Linked DNA regions of Homo sapiens: all the other regions are linked to region 1. A link is a contact called in ENCODE Hi-C or POLR2A ChIA-PET data. All regions are on one chromosome and are shown on one strand. The core of a region is the stretch at or near the end of the contact, and the rest is flanking DNA. Distances in the headings are between cores, read along the strand shown. Region 1 holds the start of NDUFS7 (NADH:ubiquinone oxidoreductase core subunit S7). Region 2 holds the start of R3HDM4 (R3H domain containing 4). Region 3 holds the start of ARHGAP45 (Rho GTPase activating protein 45). Region 4 holds the start of POLR2E (RNA polymerase II, I and III subunit E). Region 5 holds the start of TMEM259 (transmembrane protein 259).

The links. Hi-C counts contacts between places; a loop is a spot of excess contacts on that map. ChIA-PET counts read pairs that join two places held with the same protein, here RNA polymerase II (POLR2A). Pooled maps may share reads with other maps.
Region 2: a loop to region 1 is called in a pooled map, with 5 times the contacts of the local background. The contact joins the promoter of R3HDM4 here to the promoter of NDUFS7 in region 1. A Hi-C loop is called at or near these places in 1 of 37 single-sample maps with no recorded cell type and 6 of 50 pooled maps. POLR2A ChIA-PET finds 5 or more read pairs at or near these places in 1 of 52 experiments (activated naive CD4-positive, alpha-beta T cell).
Region 3: a pooled map shows a loop between it and region 1 (5-fold over the local background). The contact joins the promoter of ARHGAP45 here to the promoter of NDUFS7 in region 1. A Hi-C loop is called at or near these places in 2 of 37 single-sample maps with no recorded cell type and 2 of 50 pooled maps. POLR2A ChIA-PET finds 5 or more read pairs at or near these places in 1 of 52 experiments (Caco-2).
Region 4: a map with no recorded cell type shows a loop between it and region 1 (8-fold over the local background). The contact joins the promoter of POLR2E here to the promoter of NDUFS7 in region 1. A Hi-C loop is called at or near these places in 1 of 168 maps with a recorded cell type or tissue (CD8-positive, alpha-beta T cell), 1 of 37 single-sample maps with no recorded cell type and 10 of 50 pooled maps. POLR2A ChIA-PET finds 5 or more read pairs at or near these places in 2 of 52 experiments (HEK293T and activated naive CD4-positive, alpha-beta T cell).
Region 5: a map of Right ventricle myocardium inferior shows a loop between it and region 1 (3-fold over the local background). The contact joins the promoter of TMEM259 here to the promoter of NDUFS7 in region 1. A Hi-C loop is called at or near these places in 1 of 168 maps with a recorded cell type or tissue (Right ventricle myocardium inferior), 5 of 37 single-sample maps with no recorded cell type and 14 of 50 pooled maps. POLR2A ChIA-PET finds 5 or more read pairs at or near these places in 2 of 52 experiments (H1 and activated T-cell).

Annotation. Positions count from the first base shown.
Region 1 is chr19:1,382,515-1,385,214 of GRCh38, reverse strand. It overlaps NDUFS7 (NADH:ubiquinone oxidoreductase core subunit S7), which reads right to left and starts at 1,308. Exons shown (of 8, transcript NM_024407.5): 1 at 1,273-1,308. The coding sequence starts at 1,288. It overlaps TRF-GAA1-6 (tRNA-Phe (anticodon GAA) 1-6), which reads left to right and starts at 1,781; the gene lies at 1,781-1,853. TRN-GTT2-6 (tRNA-Asn (anticodon GTT) 2-6) reads right to left here and starts at 1,652; the gene lies at 1,579-1,652. RefSeq lists silencers at 1,179-1,238, 1,489-1,628, 1,809-1,938.
Region 2 is chr19:911,930-914,629 of GRCh38, reverse strand. R3HDM4 (R3H domain containing 4) reads left to right here and starts at 1,411. Exons shown (of 8, transcript NM_138774.4): 1 at 1,411-1,543. The coding sequence starts at 1,473. RefSeq lists a silencer at 1,254-1,593.
Region 3 is chr19:1,065,917-1,068,616 of GRCh38, reverse strand. ARHGAP45 (Rho GTPase activating protein 45) reads right to left here and starts at 1,450. Exons shown (of 23, transcript NM_012292.5): 1 at 1,122-1,450; 2 at 1-203. The coding sequence starts at 1,211. RefSeq lists silencers at 331-570, 881-1,640 and an enhancer at 1,501-2,007.
Region 4 is chr19:1,094,125-1,096,824 of GRCh38, reverse strand. It overlaps POLR2E (RNA polymerase II, I and III subunit E), which reads left to right and starts at 1,450. Exons shown (of 8, transcript NM_002695.5): 1 at 1,450-1,566. The coding sequence starts at 1,510. RefSeq lists enhancers at 1,417-1,506, 2,264-2,700.
Region 5 is chr19:1,019,673-1,022,372 of GRCh38, reverse strand. TMEM259 (transmembrane protein 259) reads left to right here and starts at 1,250. Exons shown (of 11, transcript NM_001033026.2): 1 at 1,250-1,601. The coding sequence starts at 1,377. It overlaps RNU6-2 (RNA, U6 small nuclear 2), which reads right to left and starts at 851; the gene lies at 745-851. RefSeq lists silencers at 1,059-1,168, 1,329-1,398, 1,429-1,488.

The DNA of each region.
Region 1 (2,700 bases), core at 59-2,558:
GGCCTGGTGAGGATTCAGAACTGTGAATTTGCTTGGAATAAAAAAATATATATGTCTTTGTTGTCACCAGCATCTTATGGAAAATTAGCCCTTCATTCAATTCTTAGCGTAGGCTGGGTGCCGTGGCTCCCAGCACTTTGGGAGGCTCAGGTGGGAGGATTGCTTGAACTCAGAAGTTCGAGACCAGCCTGGGCAACAGGGCAAGACCCCCATCTCTACTAAAAATACAAAAACTAGCCAGGCATGGTGGCGCACACCTGTGGTCCCAGCTACACAGGACACTGAAGTGCCAGAATCGCTTGAGCCTGGGAGGCACAGGTTGCAGTGATGAGCCAAGATGGCACCACTGCACTCCAGTCTGAGCGACAGAGGCAGACCCTGTCTTAATAAATAAATAAAAAATTCTTAGCATAGACAACAAAATACGGCAGTATTAGCAGGACCTGTAACTTTTCACCAAGCGGAATCACAGATGTTTCCTAGCTATGGTGCAGGGGCTGCAGACGTTTCCGTATCATCAAAGCCTCATTTCCACTCCTCACTCCTTCCAAATCACAGTCGCAATTAGACCTGCCGCTAGATCGCGTTCATAAGGGAAGCACTTAGATTACTAAGTCGCCAATCAGGTTTCAAGACAATCTTTTAATAACTGCCTCTCCGTGTAACTGATTTCCTTGCAATTCTATGGATTTTATTCCATGCATTTAATAACTTTATCTGAGCAGAGGTCCGCAGGCTTCAGCTGATCCCAAAAAAGTCCCTGGAGCAGGACAGGCTCTGCGAGAGGCCCTTACCTCCCAGGGGTGGGGAGGGAGGTGGAGGGTCCAGCAGGGTGGCGTGGATGTCCTGGGTCCTGTTCCTTCCCAGGCCCGGCCCTGTGACCTCGAAGACCCTCAATGGGCCTCAGTTTCCCAGCCTGTCAGGCAGGCCCCGCTCTCTCCAGGGCATCTCAAGAGCAGCCTCGCGGGCCGTGCCCTGGTCTCGGGGACGTGAATGGGGCCCCTCCAGCCTCCACCCCGAGCGCCTTCCTGAGGCTGGAGGCTTGCGTCATGACCTACCGGGCCTCGGTTTCCCCGACTGTACTCTGGACGCAATAACGGCGACCGTTCATCGCAAGCCGGGCGGGGAGCCCGAGGAGCGGCCGGCTCGGAGAAGCCCGGAGAGGACCGCGGCCACGACGCCGGCACCGACCCCCGACGCCACCACGACACCCGAGGCTCCCACGGCCCCAGACCCGCGCGGCCCCACACCCGCCGCCGGTGCCGCGCTCACCTGACAGCACCGCCATCTTGGCCTCGGCCTTCAGACAACCTCTGAGGTCCGTTCTCCTTAGCGCTCCGGGTTCCCGGGGCCGCCGCCCAAAGCGGCTCGGAGCGCATGCGGAAACCGGAACCTGGAGCCGGGAGGTTCCGCTGCGCTTTCGGCCTCCGTGGTCGTGTTGCGCCGTGCACCCCCAGATCACCCGAGGCGGAAAGGTCATCGGAGTGCGCACGTGGGGGCCGCGGGTCTGCGGCGGACCGACAAAAACAGAGGCGACACTCATTTTCTTGTTATTCCAGGAGGGCAAAAGTCACCACGCGTCCCTGGGTGGGCTCGAACCACCAACCTTTCGGTTAACAGCCGAACGCGCTAACCGATTGCGCCACAGAGACGACACTGCGCTCCGGCGCCCTGGGAGACCTTACAAAGGATGTGGGGCCTGCTGACGCGAAACGACTGCGCCTGCGCAGGGAAGGCGCAGCGCGGGACGGAGTCCCGGCGAGAGCGACTCTGCCGCCCAGCCGAAATAGCTCAGTTGGGAGAGCGTTAGACTGAAGATCTAAAGGTCCCTGGTTCGATCCCGGGTTTCGGCAGAAGTTTTAGCGCCTCTTGCGATCACTGATGTCTTTCGTTCAGGATTGGTCCAGCTGCCTCGCAGCTATCCCGGACCCCTTACCGCAACATCACCGCATTCTGCAGAGGAGTCGCCGCGATGTGGACTCATCCCAAAGTAAGGGGGCTCAGACCTCACAACCCCAAAGCCTCCTCTTCCCACCCCTAAGAGGTCATAATTTCAGCTCAAACTTCCCCCTTCCCTGACACACCCTCGATTTTCCATCTTGCTTAAATTGATAAGTTTACAACCAGTACTAATGATATAAAAACTAACACTAAACACCCAAACTAGCAAAACAGAGTTTGCAGAACGCTTTCTGCATGCATATCATTTAATTTTCACAATTCCACTGGAGGTTTTGTCTGCCTGTTTTATGATTACAAAAACAGAGGCAAAGGCCGGTGCGGTGGTTCACGCCTGTAATCCCAGCACTTTGGGAGGCTGAGGCAGGCAAATCACCTGAGGTCAGGAGTTCAAAACCAACCTGGCCAATATGGTGAAACCCTGTATCTAAATCCCAGCTACTCGGGAGGCTGAGGCAAGAGAATCACTTGAATCCGGGAAGCGGAGGTTGCAATGAGCTGAGATCGTGCCACCGCACTCCAGCCTGGGCGACAGAGTGAGACTCCATCTCAAAAAAAAAAAAAAAAGAAAAAAGAAAAAGAAAAAGTAAAGAAAACAGAGGCTCAAATTAGGTGAACACAGGTGACTAGCAAGACTGGGGGCCCCTTGAGGACCACAACAAGTGTTTACTGAATTCGTGCCATGGGCTGGGGACCCACTGCTGAGCAAAGCCAGGCCTGGTCTCTGTTCTTGGGCAGCTC
Region 2 (2,700 bases), core at 162-2,661, 470 kb after region 1:
GTGAGCCACTGTGCCTGGCTATTTTTTTTTTTTTTTTTTTTTTTTTTGAGACAGAGTAGTCTTACTCTGTGGCCCAGGCTGGAGTGAAGTGGACGGCTCCCTGCAACTTTTGCCTCCCATGTTCAAGCGATTCTTGTGCCTCAGCCTCCCATGTAGCTGGGACTATGGGTGCATACCACCACGCCCGGCTAATTTTTGTAGTTTTAGTAGAGATAGGGTTTTGCCATGTTGGCCAGGCTGGTCTCAAACTCCTGACCTCAAGTGATCCACTGGCCTTGGCCTCTCAAAGTGCTGGTATTACAGGTGCGAGCCACCGTGCCCAGCCTCCCTCTTGCTTTATTTTATTTTATTTTATTTTTTTGAGATGGAGTCTCGCTCCTCGCCCAGACTGGAGTGCAGTGGCACGATCTCGGCTCACTGCAAGCTCCGCCTCCCGGGTTCACGCCATTCTCCTGCCTCAGCCTCCCGAGTAGCTGGGACTACAGGCCCCCGCCACCACGCCCGGCTAATTTTTTGTATTTTTAGTAGAGAGGGGGTTTCACTGTGTTAGCCAGGATGGTCTCGATCTCCTGTCCTCGTGATCCGCCCACCTCGGCCTCCCAAAGTGCTGGGATTACAGGTGTGAGCCACCGCGCCCGGCCCTTTCTTTTTATTTTAGAGATGGGTTTTCATCATGTTGCCCAAGCTAGTCTCAGACACCTGGACTCAAGTGATCCACTGGCCTTGGCTTCCCAAAGTGCTGGGATTACAGGCGTGAGCCACCACGTTGGCCACCAGGCCTAATTTTAGAGAAGAGTAAACTGAGGCTAAGCAGGGGAAGGGGTTGCCTAGCCGAGGCTCCAGGGCTGGGAGGGGCAGGTGGAAGGAAGGCTCGGGCAGTTTTAATTTCCGCCATCCTCTGCCTCCAAGAAGAACGTCCCCTCCCTCGTCGATGCTCAGGCCTTAGTTTCCCTGTCCGTGTCTCCTCGCCTCCCTGGGCTGGATTCCTGGCTCAGTCCGCAGCCCGGATCGGGACGCAGGGTTGTGGTTGAGTTTTCGACCCCTCGCCTAGGTGTCCCTCCTTCCCGGAGCTAGATTTCTGGGTGTAGGGATCGTGGCCGGCCCCGCCTCCCGCCTCAGTCTCCCCGTTCGTCCCCCCAGGGGCTGGATCCCGGCCCCGCCTGCCTCGGTTTCCCCGTTCGTTCCCTGATGGCTGGATCCCGGCCCCGCCTGCCTCGGTTTCCCCGTTCGTTCCCTGTTGGCTGGATCCCCGCCCCGCGCGCCTCGGTTTCCCCGTTCGTCCCCCCAGGGGCTGGATCCCCTCCCCGCGCGCCTGGGTTTCCGCGTTCGTTCCCGGCAGCCGGGAGGTGGGCGCCCCCGCCCCGCCGCGCAGCCCCAGGCCCCGCCCCTGCCCGCCTCCGGGCGCCCGTCACTTCCTGCCCGGCCCGGTGAAGGCCCTGCCGGGCGGCGGCGGCGGCGACAGCGTGCGAGCCATGGTCGCGCTGGAGAACCCCGAGTGCGGCCCGGAGGCGGCGGAGGGCACCCCGGGCGGGCGGCGGCTGCTGTGAGCGCGGGCGGGCGGGGCGCGGCGGGCGCCGGGGGCGGGCTGGGCTCCCTCCCCTGAGATCCTCTCCCCGCCTCCCCTCCCCTCCTTTCCCTTCCCTCCCCTCGTTCCCTTCGTTCCCCTCGCTCCCGTTGCTCATCTTCCGGGGCTTCAGCCTGTCCTGCCTTCCCTTCTCGCCCGCTGTGGACCCCCAGGCTGGGTGGGGGGTCTTCATTGTTACTCAGCGGGGACACCCTCCTGGCGCTCCGGGGGCTCGCTGGGGGAGGGGACCCGGATCCACGTCCCCATTTACCTGTTCCGCCCCCTACTCCCCGGTCCGCCCCCTAATCCCCGGTCCGCGCCCCACTCCCCGGTCCGCCCCCCCACTGCACTGGTCCGCGCCTCCATTCCCGGGTCCACCCCCTCACTCTCCGGGTCCGCCCCCCAACTCCTCGGTCCGTGCCCCCACTCTCCGGTCCGCGCCCCCACTTCCCGGGTCCGACTCCCCCCACTCCCGGGTCCGCGCCCCCCCACTGCCCTGATCCACGCCCCCACTCCTGGGTCCGTCCCCCCACTCCCTGCTCCACCCCCCCACTCCCCTGGTTCTTGCCCCCATTCCTGGGTCCGCCCCGCAACTCCTCGGGTCAGCCCCCCAACTCCTCGGTTCCACCCCCCAACTCCCTGGTCCGTGCCCCTACTCTCTGGTCTTCGCCCCCACTCCCGGGTCCGCGCCCCCACTCCCGGGCCCGCCCCCCAACTCCTCTGTCCGACCCCCCCACTGCCCTGGCCCACGCCCCGACTCCCGGGTCTGTCCCCCCACTCCCCAGTCCGCCCCCCAACTCCCTGGTCCACCCCCCCCACCTCCCCGGGGCCGCGCCCCCACTCCCGGGTCTGTCCCCCCACTCCCCGGTCAGTCCCCCAACTCCCTGGTCCGCCCCCCACACTCCCGGGTCCGTCCCCCCACCTCCCCAGTCCGCCCCCCAACTCCCTGGTCCACCCCCCCCCCCACCTCCCCGGGGCCGCGCCCCCACTCCCGGGTCTGCCCCCCCACTCCCCGGGCCCCGAGGTGCCAGCCATGGAGCCTCCCGCCAGAGGGTCCTGGGCCCCTGTCCGCGGGTCGGGGTTCACCCACGTGGCCATGCGCTCCAGCCTGGTCCCTGCCGCACGCCCGGCCCCAC
Region 3 (2,700 bases), core at 201-2,700, 320 kb after region 1:
GCGGCTGTCAGTGGGCTCCGGTGGCTCCGGCCCAGTGTCCAGGAGGCAGCACCCGACAGGGGGAAGCCAGCCGCGCTGGCGTGGCGGCTCAGGCTGGTGGGCCGCTTGAGGGTCCCTGTGGCCTTGACGCCGGAGGACCCAGCGGGCGGCTCCAGGCTTGGTCCGGGGAACACCGCGTCAGCCCCATCCTTCCTGGGCAGCTCCTTGGGCAGGTCCGAGGGGAGCTCGTTAAAGGGATTTTCCGGCCTGGACACGGCCTCAGTTTCCCCAGAAATGAAGTGGGGCTGTGGAGGGCCACCATCACCCTGACCCCACAGGGGTCAAAGGCCAGAGGTCACAGGGCCGAGATTTGGTAGTGTACCCCCCCACCTGTTACCCAACATCCTCTTCCCTAGAGCTTTCACAAACAACGGTCCTTGCCCAAACCACAGCCGGGGCGGGGCCTGCGGGGAGGCGCGGGAGGGGGGTCCCCACTTCCTGGTGGGGGTGGGGAGGGTCCTCAGCCCTTCAAGCCCCCCTCAGGCTCCTACAACGCAGGTGCTTTAAGTGAACACACTTCTGACTCTGTCTGTCCCCTAAAGGTCCATGGAACCCCAGAGCCTATGGGCAGCCCCAGGCCTTGTAGACATCCCGGACCCCCAAGCTCTGTAGACCCCCCCCCCAGCTTTGTAGACACCCCAGGCCTGGGGACACTCCCCAACCTCTGAACCTGGTGGATCCCATTAGAGGATCTGCTGCCCGGTCAACCTTCAGCCCAATGGCCAGGCCACAGCCCTCCCATCTCAACGGCCCCTAGAGCCCCCAGATTGCCTAAGCCCCCAACCTGCAGCGGCCCAAACACAACATCGTCCCAACCCGGCACCCTCCCTTCCTGCTCCCTGGGCCCCGCGGCCAGCCCTGGATGGAGTGGAGGGAGGCGGCCACCACTCCCAGGGTCCCTACCGTGAGCTGAATGCCGGGGTCCCGGCCTCTCTGCTGTGGCCCCTGCCGTCCCGCCCGGTAGGGGCTGTAGCTGGCACGAGCCCCCAGCCGCCGCCCCAGCATGAGCCCCGAGCACAGGGCGGGTCCCTGTCCCCCTGCGGCCCGGCGTCAGCTCCGGGTCTCACCCGGGCTCCACTCACCCCCGAGGGCTGCGGGCTGGGGCTTCCCGCGCGGTTCTTTTTCGAGATGGAAGGGGTTTTCATGAGCTCTCGTTTCTTCCTGGAGAACATGATGGGGCCCCGGCCGGGAGCCCGAGGGGGCGGGCTGGGGGTCTCAGCGCTGCAGCTCCCGGCGCTGGCCGCTTCGGGACCACATTGTCGCCGGCCACCCCCTCCCCAGCTGTCAGGCCCACGTGACAGGCCCGGCCGTCACTGGCGGGCCCTCCCCCCAACAGGAAAAGGCTTCGGGGAGGCGGCGACGCGGCCTCGCCCCCGACCCTTCCCGGCCTCAGCCTGCGGCTCTGCGGAGTGGGCGCGAAGGTGAGGTCGCAGGCCCCGCCCCCAGCCCCGGGCCGCGCCCCCCGCTTCCGCCTTCGGGAGCTCGGAGCCGCGCCGCTCGCGGGGTGGGACCGGGAGCCCCTGCCTGACGCTGGCGGGCACGGGGCGGCCGACTGCAGGGCGCTGACTCTCACTCCCGGACGCGAGTGGGCGTGCACAGACACGTGCACGATGACACGCAGAGACCCGGACCTCCACACGCGCTCAGACGCCACCAAGCCCCTGGAGCCTCGCCCTCAGACCCCAGACACACGCACAGGCCGAAGCTGCGCCCCTGCAGCCCCCTTTTCCCTGAAGGCAAGCCCGCTCCACCGCCTCTCCTGCAGACCCTAGGGTGTGGCCGGGCCCCAGCAGGGCCGGGCAGAGTAGGGTCCCCCCCATCACCCGCCCTGCAGCCCCGTGAAGTGGGTCAGGTCGAGGACAGGTGGGGAAACTGAGGCCCAGAACCGAAACCCTGGGGGCAAAGACGTCCAGGAAGTCAGAACAATCCAGGTTACCGGGCCCTGTCCGTCTGGGTCCCCACGTCCGTCTGGGTCCCCACGTCCACCTGGTCCTGGGCTGCCTGCACAGGGGTCCCCAAAGTGTGGTGTGGACCCCACCATCGGCAGAATATGCTGAGGACACCTGGTTACCTCTCAGCAGCCCTGTGGGCCATATCATGTTGCCCCAGACCTGCCCTTAGCTAAGGTCCCCAGCCCCGCCTCCCAAGCTGCATTCCAGTGACTCTGGACCACCGGACGTGCTGGGCAGCAGGACGCAGGCACCCGTTGCTGATAACAGCCTGAGGCGGCATTGGCCAAGAGCTGGGGCATCTGCAGGCATACAGATCCCAGCCTCCTACCTTCCCCCAACCCCCACCCCGCAGTGTGAACTCTCTCCCCCCTCCCCAAGTCTCCCTGCTGTCCCCTTCCAGAACCCCACCCCCAATCCCAAAACCCCAACCTCTTTCCTTTCCCAAACCCCATTCCCACCTACCTCGGGTGGGAGGGGCAGATCTCTGGGGCACAGGACATGAAGGCCACAGCCCCTTGCTCCAAGTCTGGCTCTCCAGGCCCAGGTCCAAGTGCAAACCCAGCCCAGCAGACCCTTGAGAACTCTTTGCCCCCGACTCATGGCGCTGAGGGCTGGGGTCAGAGGGTGAGGGTCAGCTGGATGTCGGATGGGCTTCTGGCCCGGCCCTGGCCTGTGCTCCGGGACACCGGGCTCCTGTAAGCTTCCCAGG
Region 4 (2,700 bases), core at 201-2,700, 290 kb after region 1:
GCCTCCCGAGTAACTGGGAGTACAGGCACCCACCACCAAACCTGGCTAATTTTTGTATTTTTAGTAGAGACAGGGTTTCACCATGTTGGCCAAGCTGGTCTGGAACTCCTGATCTCATGCTCTGCCTGCCTCGGCCACCCAAAGTGCTGGGATTACAGTGATGAGCCACCACTGCTAATGGGATTTTTGCTTGAATCTATCCTCACTGTATTCCCTGACCTCCCCATGTGATACTGCAGTTCTCCCATTCTCCCCATGTCACTTAGCCTCCCTGCTCTTTCTTCTTCCGTAGCTTTGTCACTTTCTAACGTTGTTATTTATTTTATTTTATTTCATTTCATTTTATTTTTGAGACAGAGTCTTGCTCTGTTGTCCAGGCTGGAGTGCAGTGGCACGATCTTGGCTCACTGAAACCTCCACCTTACAGGTTCACGAGATTCTCCTGCCTTAGCCTCCTAAGTAGCTGAGACTACAGGCACCTGCCACCTGGCCCAGCTAATTTTTTGTATTTTTAGTAGAGACGGGGTTTCACCGTGTTAGCCAGGATGGTCTTGAACTCCTGATCTCATGCTCTGCCCGCCTCAGCCTCCCAAAGTGCTGGGATTATAGGCATGAGCCACCGCGCCCGGCCACGTTATTTATTATATTTTACTAAATCCTGTCTTTATCTGAATGCAAGGGATACTTGGCCTGTTTTATTCACCATCACTGTAGGTTGCTGAGTAAATGTTGAATTAACGAATGCATCACTGAATAAGTTACTGATAGCCTGCACACAGGAAGTGTTGGGCTGGGGTTCTCCGTGAACCTGGGGAAGTGAGGAGGTTTGCAAAGACAGGAAGAGTCTGGGGTGGGGAGATACCCAGGCTAGGCTGGGGAGATACCCAGGCTAGGCTGGTGGCGCTCAGGGGAGAGGACAGAGGTGAGGGGACTTAATAAGCACCTAGAGAGATGCCTAAGACTCTCAGTTAACCGTCTAAAGTAGGGACACTTTATTGCCATTGCACAGGTAGGGAAACTGAGGCCCAAGGGAATTAACCCTGACCTGGCCAGGAGCCAATGGAGGAAACCCTGTACAGTTTGATGCACAAATATTTATAGAGTTCCCACTAGGCTCCCAGACCATCCCTAGGAGCCGAGCTGCCCCTTGACCCCATCCAGGCCTCAGTTTCCCCGCTCACACTTCGCCCCCGCCTCGTGGGATTCTAAACTGTTGCTCCAAGGTGGGAGTTGAACGGAAACTACAACTCCCGAGAGGCTGTGCGGCCAAAGACACACGAGAACTACGGAGGCGAGAGACTCGCTCAGCCAACTGCCGCTCTCGTAAGGCTCGGGCTGCCCTTGGCGCTGCCGATCCGAGACGTTGCTGCATTCAGGCATTCGCCGACGACAGACCAGCGCGGGGCGGGGTTAGGCGGAGGGGGCCTGATTCGGATTCGGCGCAGGCGCAGTCCGCGCGGGTTCTCGCGCGGAGAAGGGGTGCGAGCGGCGGCGGCGGCGGAGGCTGCCATGGACGACGAGGAGGAGACGTACCGGCTCTGGAAAATCCGCAAGACCATCATGCAGGTGAGCCGCGCCTGGTGTTGGGGGCGGGGGCGCGGGCGGCGGGTGTAGGGGCCCGAGGTGGGGTCGAGCACGGCGTCTCCTCGTACTCTCGTCGGAGCAGCAGCGATGAAGGGCCGGGCCGATACGGGAGGCCCAGAGGTCGCCGGGGATACCAGGCGCTGGACCCGACCTGAGCCGGCAGCGGGGAAGGGAGGGGGTTTCGAGACGTCTGGGTGCGGTGCTTAGGGGTGGGTGGGCGGCTTGGGCTGGTGCGGCGCGCGTGGCGGCGAGAGGAGGAGGAAGCCGCGAATGGGGACGGGGGGCGCCCCCAGACTCTGCCCTTCTCTGTGATTCAGCGTCGCTATTTGTCCTTGCGTCCTGAACCCCATGGAGTCTTCAGCATCCGAGGCTGGCAGAGTTGGTGGTTGGGAAGCAGCGGGCGAGCTGGGGCTTTCGATGGGGACGTGGAGCTCGGAACCCGTGCCTTGGGGTCTGGGGCAGATGGAGGCCACTGGGTCGAGTCCGGTTTGGAAGCCGGGCACAGGCCTGAGGACCTGCGGTTCAGGGTATTGCCTCAGCCATTGGGGCCGTTTGAGAGCTTTTGCTTTGTCTTGCTTCCCACCCTTTGCCCTTGTCCTCAGCGAAGCCCCCCGCAGCCTGATTCTTCTTTCTCCGATCCTCAAACATTGTCAGCCTGAAGTCACATCTGTTTCGGTCCCTGTCATTTTTTTTTTTTAAGAGATAGGGTTTCATTCTGTCGCCCAGGCTGCAGTGCAGTGGTGCAATCATAGCTCACTGCATCCTTGAACTGGCCTCCAGCAACCCTCCTGCCTCAGCCTCCCTAAGTACTGGGATCACGGGCGTGAGCCTCCGCGCCCCGCCTTTGTCCCTGCCTTTAGGGTAGCTCTGCAAAGTGGTTTGGAGGGCTTTGCTCCCTGCCAGGTTTCTGTGAGGCTGGGTGGACAGACGGTCTTGGTCAAGGCTGGACATCTCTGGGAGCCTCTCAGGATCATACTGGTCCCATCCTGTGGTGTGAGGCTGTGGGGGCCGGGGTGGCTGTCATGGAGCACACAGTGAGTGTTCATCCCGTTTGCTGTTCACCTCTGTCCTCTGCAGCAGCCGCAGGTCTGACTTCCGGGTCACGAGCTTTGGCCG
Region 5 (2,700 bases), core at 1-2,500, 360 kb after region 1:
AATAGCCGGGTGTGGTGGCGGAAGCCTGCAATCCCAGCTATTCAGGAGGCTGAGGCAGAGAATTGCTTGAACCCAAGAGGCGGAGGTTGCAGTGAGCCGAGATCACGCCACTGCACTCCAGCCTGGGCGACAGAGTGAGACTGCGTCTCAAAAAAAAAAAACAACACAAAACTTTTTTTTGGCGGGCTTGGTGGGTCACACCTGTAATCCCAGCACTTTGGGAGGCCTAGGCGGGCAAATCACCTAAAGTTAGGAGTTCGAGACCAGCCTGACCAACATGGAGAAACCGTCTCTACTAAAAATATAAAATTAGCCTGGAGTGGTGGCGCATGCCTGTAATCCCAGCTACTTGGGAGGCTGAGGCAGGAGAATGGCTTGAACCCGGGAGGCGGGGGTTGCAGAGAGCCGAGATCGCGCTTCTGCGCTCCAGCCTGGGCGACAGAGCGAGAATCCATCTCAAACAAACAACCAAAAAACCCAAAAACCATAGTATCCTCTTGTGTACGCAGCCGGCACTCAGTAAGTGCCCCTGAAGAGCACTTATTTATTCATTGCTGCGCGAAGCTACGGGGGCAGGTGGCACAGCGCCACGCAGGAGTAGAGACTGCCAGATTGTTCTACCGCCAACCTTAGTGGCGCCACAGGAGATGGACACGGGAAGACTATGACGTTACTGGCCCTGTGACGTCATGGCAGGATCCGGGCAAGAGAAGCCAAACGAGGTGACGAGCTGTAGACTACAGCAAAAATATGGAACGCTTCACGAATTTGCGTGTCATCCTTGCGCAGGGGCCATGCTAATCTTCTCTGTATCGTTCCAATTTTAGTATATGTGCTGCCGAAGCGAGCACGACTCAAGGGTTACTGTCACACCTATTTTAAGCCCTTCAATCAAATCATCTTTTGGTTAGGATAACTTATGGTCGGTTTCATATTTAGCATAATTTCCTACAGTGGTATGTTGCAGAACAACTTTCGTGCTTACGCTTACTTTGATGTCTTCGATCACGTAAAATCCCATATCTTATCGTAATTTTACCGCCTTATACTGGCCTCATAGCCGCGGTGGATTGTGGGTGCCAATATGCAAAAGAGGTGGCCCAGATGCAGGCCCGCCCCCTGGAGCGGCCGAGGTAGGGGGTGAGGCCTCCGCGGGCGCCGCTGGCATCCCAGCGTTCTCTGCGGGCGCAGGGGGGCCGCTCTTGCCCGGCGTGGCGACTCGCTAGCGTCAGCAGCGCCGCAGCCGGACGAGAAAGCGGAAGATGGCGGCGGCGGCCGGGAGGCCGTGAGGAGAGCGGCGGCTGCGAGGGCGGCCGATGGCGGCCGGGAGGCGCCCTCGGACACTTGCGGGTCGTTAGGGCGCGACGCTGGGAGGCATGTCGGAGCACGTGGAGCCCGCAGCTCCGGGGCCCGGGCCCAACGGCGGCGGCGGCGGCCCGGCCCCCGCGCGCGGGCCTCGCACCCCCAATCTCAACCCCAACCCCCTCATCAACGTGCGCGACCGGCTCTTCCACGCGCTGTTCTTCAAGATGGCTGTCACCTATTCGCGGCTCTTCCCGCCCGCCTTCCGCCGTCTCTTCGAGTTCTTCGTGCTGCTCAAGGTGACCGCGGCCCCGACCCCCGACCCTTGACCCCAGCGGCTGTCCCGACCCCCAAGTCTGCTACCTCCGACCGCGACCCCTGGCCCCGCTGGGGACAGCGAGCGCCACCCTGCACCCTGAGGCCTATACCCGGCCCTACCGATTAGGGCTCTCCCTCGCGACCTCTGACCCTGGGATTGGCCAGGGACACCGTCTCGTGACCCCATCCCGCCCGGGGACGTCCACCCGGGAAGGCCGGATCCCGCTGCACTAGAAGCCGCTGTTCTCTACTCTGGAAACCTCACTGTCAGCTCCCTCCAGGGCCCATCCTGTCCCCGGCGACCGCCTTTCCCAGGTCCCCACCTACCCAGGCTTGGAGTCCGGTCCTGGCCTGCGAGGTAGCACCTCCCGCCCTTTGACCCCTGACTGTGCCGCCTGAGACCCTCAGTTCCGAGGCCTCTCTCCCCTCCCAATGTGCTGGCCCAGAACCCAGCCTGACGCAGGTCTCCCTCGGACCAACCCCTGTCCTGGAAGTCGACTCCCCACTCCCCTCTCTCCCTCCTTGTAGCCTTTCAGCTGCGTTCCCCGCTCCTGAGCCTCAGGGGAATGTGACTTAGCTGAGGTCACCTCGCTAGGGTTAGCGGCAAAGTCACCGGCAGCAGCGTACCACCCCATCCCCGGCCTCTTCCTCCGCTGGGTCCCCACTCCCTTCCTGCTTCAGGAGCTCAGGTTGTGGGTCTGTCGCCCGTGCCTCCCCTATGAGGCACCGGCCTCCGCGTCTTGGGCTCTGTCCCCCTCCCGCCCTCCTCAGATGGCAGAGGTCTCAGCCGTGCAGGACAGGCATCGGCCTGACTCCCTCTGAGAAGGAGTCTTGCTTGGGTGACAAGAGGGGCTCAGTAGCAGCTGCAGCCCCTCAGAAAACAAGCTGGCCGGGGTCCTGGGCCACCTGGCGAAATGGGGACGTGGCCGTTTTCGTTCTGCATCAGAACACCGCCGCGCCGGGGCTTGGGGGCTGCTGAAGTTGCGCCGTGAGCTTTTTGGATCTAGCCTGCAAAGAGGGGTCCGATGCTGGCGGGCCAGGCTGCGATCGTGGGCAAGTTCCCAGCCTGACACAGGTTGG